Linked DNA regions of Homo sapiens: region 1 is linked to region 2. Evidence: read pairs that join two places in POLR2A ChIA-PET (ENCODE). Cell type or tissue: MCF 10A. All regions are shown on one strand. Links, peaks and the distances in the headings refer to the core of each region. The heading gives the core; the rest is flanking DNA.

Region 1 (4,408 bases), core at 312-4,311, 89 kb before region 2:
CCATCTCAAAAAAACCAAACAGACAAACAAACAAAAAAAGAATTGATTCCACTGATTTAGACAAAAGGAATCTCAAACCTGTACAACTTACAAAACACCACTGTGGACTGTCAGCCACCATGACAGCTGAACACAACCGTCATTTTAATACTACAATTTAGTCCAAGAGCTACGTGGAGCCCTTTTATCATTACTGGTCTAACTCAATCTTTGAAATCCTCTTTACAATCTTTAGCAAATTTTGTTGATTTCTTGCATTACAGTGTGATGTTAGTCCTTATAAAACTAATTCATAACCATGATTTCCTTTTTAAGTAACTGATCTTTCTTTCTTCCGTATTTTCCTTCAGGTGTGAAGTGGGTTATACTGGTGTCCGATGTGAACACTTCTTTTTAACCGTCCACCAACCTTTAAGCAAAGAATATGTGGCTTTGACCGTGATTCTTATTATTTTGTTTCTTATCACAGTCGTCGGTTCCACATATTATTTCTGCAGATGGTAAGTCAGTGTGGTTTTATACTCTGCTTTTACAAATTACTTTTACATAATGCAGACCTATAAACTGGGTAAAAATATGGATAAAGTATTAGAGAGATAAGATCAAACCTGTACAAATGATATTTACAAGAGTTGAGAAACTATTAAGTATTATGCCCAACACCTGAGTGATGGGATCAGCTGTACCCCTAATCTCAGCATCATACAATATATCCTGTTAAGAAACCTGCATGTGTACCCCCGAATCTGAAATAACTTGAAATTATTTTTTAAAAATATGTTTTTGCTGCAGAACATCTGGATTGAACTTTATTATCAGCTCTGATACTTATTACCTATGTGACCTTACATAAGTCAAATTGAGAGTATCAATTCCCTTCTTTATCAAATATGGACAGAAATTATTATCTTACATTAGTTATAGGGTGGTTGCTTTTAGTATGTAATATGATATTTCATGTGAAAGTAAATCATAGGATAGGTGCTACTGTTATAGTTAACCACCTGAATTTAATTCCTCAAGTCACATTTTTTATTTTATAAAAAACAACCTTGTAAATTAATAACCTTAGAAGCTTGGGTTATCTTACAGTTTAAGGCAGACTGGTGGAACTATTTCTAGACAATTATAAAAAATGGTTGTTAAAAAATAGTTTGTGTCAGTCCCCCAAAACAGTCGTACCTCATCCTCATGTGCATTATTGTCACAAGCTGAAAACAGAAAAATAGAAAGTGAACATTGAAAGTATAGTTTGGCATTTTTTTAAGGGTTAGGAGCAAAGGATGGGAACAGTGTGAATTAATTAATAACAGTTCCCTTTAAAATGTCTCCATGAAACATATTTTGAAACAGTTACAAATTACTCAAGGTGAATTTACGTTTTTATTTTTCTGTGAAAGTAGTGCACTTCCAATTTTGAAGGTCTGAAAGTGTGCTACTTTCATAATATTAAATTTATTTTGTCCACATTTGATTCTAAGTATCCATCAAATAATAATGCCTTCCTAATAAGTTGCCATGACAGAACTAAATATTATTAAAACTGAAATATGCCTGCAAATCTTTGACCACAATCCTTTCCTTTATAGATGGGGCACTGAGGTTTAGAGAGGTTCATTCAAATATCCCAGCTCATATAGTTGACAAATGCCAGAGTGAAGAACAAATTCTTTCTAATTCATATTCTTACAGTAAACATAGACATGATGTGGTTTCCTCAAAGCTACATGTCTTATTTCCAAAATAGGGACAAAATAAACTCAAAAATATTAGGAAAATAGCTTAATGAATAAATGAAAGAAGATTCTAAATTATGATAAATCTATGAATCCTAGCTATGAGACCTTGGACCTTGGGCACATTATATACAACCCATTTGTATTTCACTTTCTTCATCTGTAAGATGAGGATGGTAACAGCAAATGTGAGAGTAAAATAAATAATGCATGTATAGCACTTAGAAAATTGTAGGTCACCAAATTAGTGCCTGATAAATATTATTTTTATTTTGATTAGTGATAGCATTATATCAATGTGATGGAAAGAGTGTATTAATGTAGCATGATTTGTAAATATTCATTCCTTAGAAGGGAGGAAGGAAAAAGAAAGAGAGACAGAAAAAGAAAACCTAAAATTCAGACTTAAATGTGGCCACACGCCTCTTGGAATTTCACAATATTCATGATCACGTTAAAGACTTTGAGAAACTCTTTAAGTGTATTTTATCATTTCATTCCAAAATTGTTTGACTACAGCACATCACCTCTTCATCCCTCTTTTTTTTTTTTTTTTTAACATTGTCCAACCTAAATCTGTTCAACTTTGTCATTTTGGAAACACTATGCTAATGTGCCTTTGGAGTCCATATATAACACACTTGTTCCTTTGCTATTAACTGCAGTGCTAACAGTTTCGTTTGTGAATATTTCCAGGTACAGAAATCGAAAAAGTAAAGAACCAAAGAAGGAATATGAGAGAGTTACCTCAGGGGATCCAGAGTTGCCGCAAGTCTGAATGGCGCCATCAAACTTATGGGCAGGGATAACAGTGTGCCTGGTTAATATTAATATTCCCATTTTATTAATAATATTTATGTTGGGTCAAGTGTTAGGTCAATAACACTGTATTTTAATGTACTTGAAAAATGTTTTTATTTTTGTTTTATTTTTGACAGACTATTTGCTAATGTATAATGTGCAGAAAATATTTAATATCAAAAGAAAATTGATATTTTTATACAAGTAATTTCCTGAGCTAAATGCTTCATTGAAAGCTTCAAAGTTTATATGCCTGGTGCACAGTGCTTAGAAGTAAGCAATTCCCAGGTCATAGCTCAAGAATTGTTAGCAAATGACAGATTTCTGTAAGCCTATATATATAGTCAAATCGATTTAGTAAGTATGTTTTTTATGTTCCTCAAATCAGTGATAATTGGTTTGACTGTACCATGGTTTGATATGTAGTTGGCACCATGGTATCATATATTAAAACAATAATGCAATTAGAATTTGGGAGAAGCAAATATAGGTCCTGTGTTAAACACTACACATTTGAAACAAGCTAACCCTGGGGAGTCTATGGTCTCTTCACTCAGGTCTCAGCTATAATTCTGTTATATGAGGGGCAGTGGACAGTTCCCTATGCCAACTCACGACTCCTACAGGTACTAGTCACTCATCTACCAGATTCTGCCTATGTAAAATGAATTGAAAAACAATTTTCTGTAATCTTTTATTTAAGTAGTGGGCATTTCATAGCTTCACAATGTTCCTTTTTTGTATATTACAACATTTATGTGAGGTAATTATTGCTCAACAGACAATTAGAAAAAAGTCCACACTTGAAGCCTAAATTTGTGCTTTTTAAGAATATTTTTAGACTATTTCTTTTTATAGGGGCTTTGCTGAATTCTAACATTAAATCACAGCCCAAAATTTGATGGACTAATTATTATTTTAAAATATATGAAGACAATAATTCTACATGTTGTCTTAAGATGGAAATACAGTTATTTCATCTTTTATTCAAGGAAGTTTTAACTTTAATACAGCTCAGTAAATGGCTTCTTCTAGAATGTAAAGTTATGTATTTAAAGTTGTATCTTGACACAGGAAATGGGAAAAAACTTAAAAATTAATATGGTGTATTTTTCCAAATGAAAAATCTCAATTGAAAGCTTTTAAAATGTAGAAACTTAAACACACCTTCCTGTGGAGGCTGAGATGAAAACTAGGGCTCATTTTCCTGACATTTGTTTATTTTTTGGAAGAGACAAAGATTTCTTCTGCACTCTGAGCCCATAGGTCTCAGAGAGTTAATAGGAGTATTTTTGGGCTATTGCATAAGGAGCCACTGCTGCCACCACTTTTGGATTTTATGGGAGGCTCCTTCATCGAATGCTAAACCTTTGAGTAGAGTCTCCCTGGATCACATACCAGGTCAGGGAGGATCTGTTCTTCCTCTACGTTTATCCTGGCATGTGCTAGGGTAAACGAAGGCATAATAAGCCATGGCTGACCTCTGGAGCACCAGGTGCCAGGACTTGTCTCCATGTGTATCCATGCATTATATACCCTGGTGCAATCACACGACTGTCATCTAAAGTCCTGGCCCTGGCCCTTACTATTAGGAAAATAAACAGACAAAAACAAGTAAATATATATGGTCATATACATATTGTATATATATTCATATACAAACATGTATGTATACATGACCTTAATGGATCATAGAATTGCAGTCATTTGGTGCTCTGCTAACCATTTATATAAAACTTAAAAACAAGAGAAAAGAAAAATCAATTAGATCTAAACAGTTATTTCTGTTTCCTATTTAATACAGCTGAAGTCAAAATATGTAAGAACACATTTTAAATACTCTACTTACAGTTGGCCCTCTGTGGTTAGTT
Region 2 (4,408 bases), core at 186-4,185:
GTTTGAACTTGTTCTGGGAGGGCCAGCTGATCAGTTAGATTACCTTTTGACACACAACAAAAGCTCTTTAGGGTAGAACTGCAGGCTCTGGGTAGAGCTTCCCATTTAAAAGCAAAGATTGCCTGTGGCATTGGGGCACACCCAAGTCTTCTGACAACTAGCTACCAAGCTCTAGAGCATGACAAAAATAAGGGGATGGAGAATAGGAAATTTGACAAACATTATGGAACAGGGATGAGGTAGAGGGAGTTGTGAAAAGAAGGGTGGGTGAGAGAGGGAAAGCTGGAAGGAAAGGGATCACTAGGAGGGAAGGATGGGTTCAGAGAAAATTTAACCAAATTTAATGAAACATTAACTATAAACTAATGCTTGTTGCTCACTGTGTGGTGGGGACACTTGAGAGTTTGTTAGGAGCACAGGATCTGAGACCCCAATGCAGATGTAATGAATCTGCATTTGAACACAATCTCCAGGAGAATACTGTTCACATTTTGTTTGAGAACCACTGCTAACACAGCTGTCTGAGAAATGGGCTGTGGAGACTCACAGGAAGAAACTGCTATGGGTTGAATTGAAAAGACCATAAATTTTAAAAAAGTTAAACTTCTAAAATATTGTTTGAAAGTATTCAAATAAAGGTGTTATCTCATACAAAACATATACCCTCCTACTATATCTTGCTATGTTAGGTTAGGCAGAACAATACATTGATTGAAACTTGAAAAATTCTGGAAAACAGAATTAACAAACAGCACACCATGAGGTGACACTGAGTATGTCTTTAGTGAATTGATATAAATAAGCAATAATCAATAAGTAATGATGAAACTGAATTGAGTTGACTGCTAAGGAGCCAATTTAAATCAGATATGAAAACTTTCTTGTTTGTTCACAGCTTAGAATAATAAAGTAAGTTACATTCGTGGAGGATAAACCATATTCCAGGCACTTCTCTATATGTATTATCTTATTTAGTCATTATTATACTATGAGTAGGTGTAATTATTCCCTGTCTACAGATGAGGAGGAAGATTAGGCTGTAGAGGACTTAAGCAATTTAAGCAAGATACCATAGCTAACAATAATGGTAAAGCTGAGCACTGTACCTTGCAATCTAATCCCAGAACATGTGTCTTTAGCAACTACATACTGCCATCCATGAGAAAGGAATCAAAATGCCCAGCCTAGCACCATAGTGGAGGGAAGTTTGGCTCAAAAGAATATACTCCAAGACCATATAGAGTGCAAAATAGCCTTTTTAGCAAAAAACTCACTGGCGATTCAGCTGACACAGAGTATTGTTTCTGTGACTATGTTCTAGGTAGTTTTTTAGAGGTGTAGCCCTTGTATTTATCCACTGGCATTGGCCTTTGGGTTCATGTGTTGAAATGGCCCTCCTCGGCTCCCCCACTATATCTTCATCATTGTTTGCTTCTGGCAATATTGGTTTAGCATCTTCTGAGCAATTGATGGATGGCTGGTTTATTTTTCTTCAAAAGGCCTTGCTGTTGGGATAGCTTAGAGGTCTTATCCCCACTTTCTGTTGCCCAGAATATTCCTGTCTGCAGGTATGTCATCCTACGAGTTATCACCATTGATAGAATCCCAGCACACAAATTTGTCATATGCAACATAATATCATGTCACAAAATGTCATATTCCTTACTTTAAGGAATTCAAGGAATTAAGCATTCTTTTCCAGGCACTACTTTTGACTCTTCTTCCAGCATAGGACCCCATTTAGCTAATATTTTGAATATATCTTCTTAGGGCACTCTACTTGCTAGACTTAGGTTGAGCACTTCCTTTCAAGGGACTAGGTCCTTTGTGAAGTGCGGATAACTTCCTTTCTGAGCACGGGTACATTTCTTTACTCTCAGATCAAGTTGTTCTATTCATAGGCATGTCAGATCTTTCATAATCAGAGCCGTGCTGACTAAGCCATGCTGGAATTCAGTCAGGGAAAAGAGAATCAGCTGAAATGAAGTTGCTCCAAGGGGGTTGGACGAGATGAATATTGACTGCAGGAAGCAGGGTCTGGGAGAAACTTGGCCTCTAGATTCAGGTCTAGTCTCTATATCCCTGTCCATGTCTCTGTTAGGAAATGATGGGTAGGACTGAGAAACTTTGGGACATTTATTGCTCTCAGCAAGCCAAGAACCCAGGGCCATAAGCAAAGACTTGAGCTGAGGCAGGTTAGATGAGGGCATGTTGCCCTGTTTTAACAACCTGTCAACAACTTAAGGGGAATTACAGAACATTTTGTCTGTTTGTTTAAATTTTTTTTCAGAAAAGATGCTATCTTTGAGAGTGCTTGAGCTTTTTCTCCAGGACCTCTTCATTTCTCCACATATTTTTTCTTCAGAGATGGCCTCTCCTTTCCAGGTTACCCCGCTTACCTCAGGCTTGGGCTGTTTTCTCCTCTTGGAGGTCACCACATCACTCTAATTTTCTTCTGTGACAATCTGTCCATACATCTTAGTGTTAGGATGGCATCTCAACCAACATTTCCCTAACAGAACTCATTACCTTTATTCCTCAACCTGCTGTGCTTCTAATTTACATTTATTGCTTAAAACATCTCCCTCTCTCTTCTCCTTTCTTTACTGAATATCTAATAGTACTGAATCTACCTGAATAAAACTTCTTACATTGGTTGGTTTTCTATTTTTCATTCTCTGCTATTACTTAGCTCTAATTAGCACTTGTTTAAACAGTTGCAAAGCCTTTCTTTCATGAATTTCCTGCATTTCAACAGTTCATTACTTTCCTCTCCCATTAATGTTTCATAGAATTGCCTGATTAATATTACTGGAACAAATCACTGGTCATATAATTTTGCTCTTTAAATATCCAATGTCATTATTCTCTTTTATTTCCTAAATGACCACCCATTCCTGCATACTCATTATTCCCTGGAAACATGAAGTGGACACATAATCCTGGGAGTAGCTTCCAATATTACTTCTGAGATGCACCCTTTCTTTTCCTATAGATGAGATCCCCTGTCTATTCCCCTCACTACCACTGCTCAGCAACTTCTACATAGTAGGGAGTTTTTAAGCACATTAAGTTTGTGAGTCAAGGCCAAGTTCCCATCCTCAGCTACCTCCATGTGTTTAGGATGATCTGGCTCCCAGAATCAAAACACTGCTCCTTACTCAGTACTCAAGCATGCCTACAAGTTCCTCTTTTAAAAGACGGTTTTCCAAGACAAGTCTAGTCTATAACAGTAGTACTGGATCGATGTGAGGAATTAACCTCAGCCCATCTATCCAGCAATCTTCTAAGGTGTCTTACCACGATTTCTATTTTAATAAGAGACCCAGAAATATTCTTGGCACCTTTATCCCTCCCCTTCCCTCCAGGAAATGCTGTCATTGAGGTACTGACCAGCCCAGATGTAGTGTTCCCACACTGTCAGGCAATGAATCATGAAAGGAACCAAAAAAGTTTTTCTGCAGTCACACTCCAACTGGAGCCTTGTGCATACATCCAAGCCTATTAGTATCATAGTTAACCATTAATTATATCAATAACATGAAATCGATGAGCTGCCACAGGAGGAAATGCATTCCTAAAGCAGGAGGGTGGGTATAGAAAGTGTGGGTGAGAAGATGGGGAGAGAGAAAAATCCTGTGATCTTTATGGTTTTATATATGTAATTAAGGCTCCTTTAAATCTGGGCAACTTGGCAGCTTAGGTTGATCTCTTTACCTTGCCAACTAAAATGTTCTGTAATTCCCCTTAAGTTGTTGACAGGTTGTTAAAACAGGGCAACATGCCCTCATCTAACCTGCCTCAGCTCAAGTCTTTGCTTATGGCCCTGGGTTCTTGGCTTTGCCAGGAGAAGGTGTGGCTTTGGGAGAGTGCACCAAGTTCACAATCTTGCAGTCATTGTATACAAGGCATCAAGGAGGCTGTGCTCCTGTGCATGAGTACAATAAGCAGGGCCTGGCACTGGTAGGTCAGAGGCATGCCGTCTTTAAACCTGATAAAGTTCATGAGACTGCAAAAAGAATATTAGAGAGGAAAAAAGAAAAAGAGGTCAGAGGCTCTGTGAGCTATGATTTCTCTATTTGGGTGCATTTATATATGCTTGTACAGCAAATGTCACTCTGGACTGGGAGCTGTACAACTCCAGCAGGTTTGGCTGTGGTCCAGTCATCATTTAATTTGAGAATTTGTAGTGATGGCTTAATGAGCTCTGTTGATGAAATGGTAATGGGTTTGCTGCAATAAAATTGGGGTCAATATGACAATCTTTTGAACATAAACATGCCAGCAAAGAAGAGAAAAGGAAGAATTAAAATTGCTTTATTTATTTTCTAAACAAAACTAAACAAGAGCCATATTTCAAATCCCTTTTCGCTGAAATTAAGAACATGTGAACAAAGCCTGCTCTAAA

The links. ChIA-PET counts read pairs that join two places held together with the same protein. Peaks named below come from ENCODE experiments on the same cell type or tissue, not always from the same donor. Only the 100,000 strongest peaks of a DNase experiment are listed, where the experiment ranks them.
Region 1: POLR2A ChIA-PET joins it to region 2 with 5 read pairs; 2 of 35 experiments call an interaction of 5 or more read pairs at or near these places.

The regions. Positions count from the first base shown.
Region 1 is chr4:74,382,295-74,386,702 of GRCh38, forward strand. It overlaps EREG (epiregulin), which reads left to right. Exons shown (of 5, transcript NM_001432.3): 4 at 351-500; 5 at 2,433-4,408. The coding sequence ends at 2,514. Among named protein-coding and RNA genes, the nearest start is that of EREG, 19 kb to the left of the region's middle. In MCF 10A, for the core only: no CTCF peak of the experiment used is centred there; no DNase peak of the experiment used is centred there.
Region 2 is chr4:74,471,399-74,475,806 of GRCh38, forward strand. No RefSeq gene overlaps it. Among named protein-coding and RNA genes, the nearest start is that of AREG, 28 kb to the left of the region's middle. In MCF 10A, for the core only: no CTCF peak of the experiment used is centred there; a DNase peak (open chromatin) is centred at 1,933.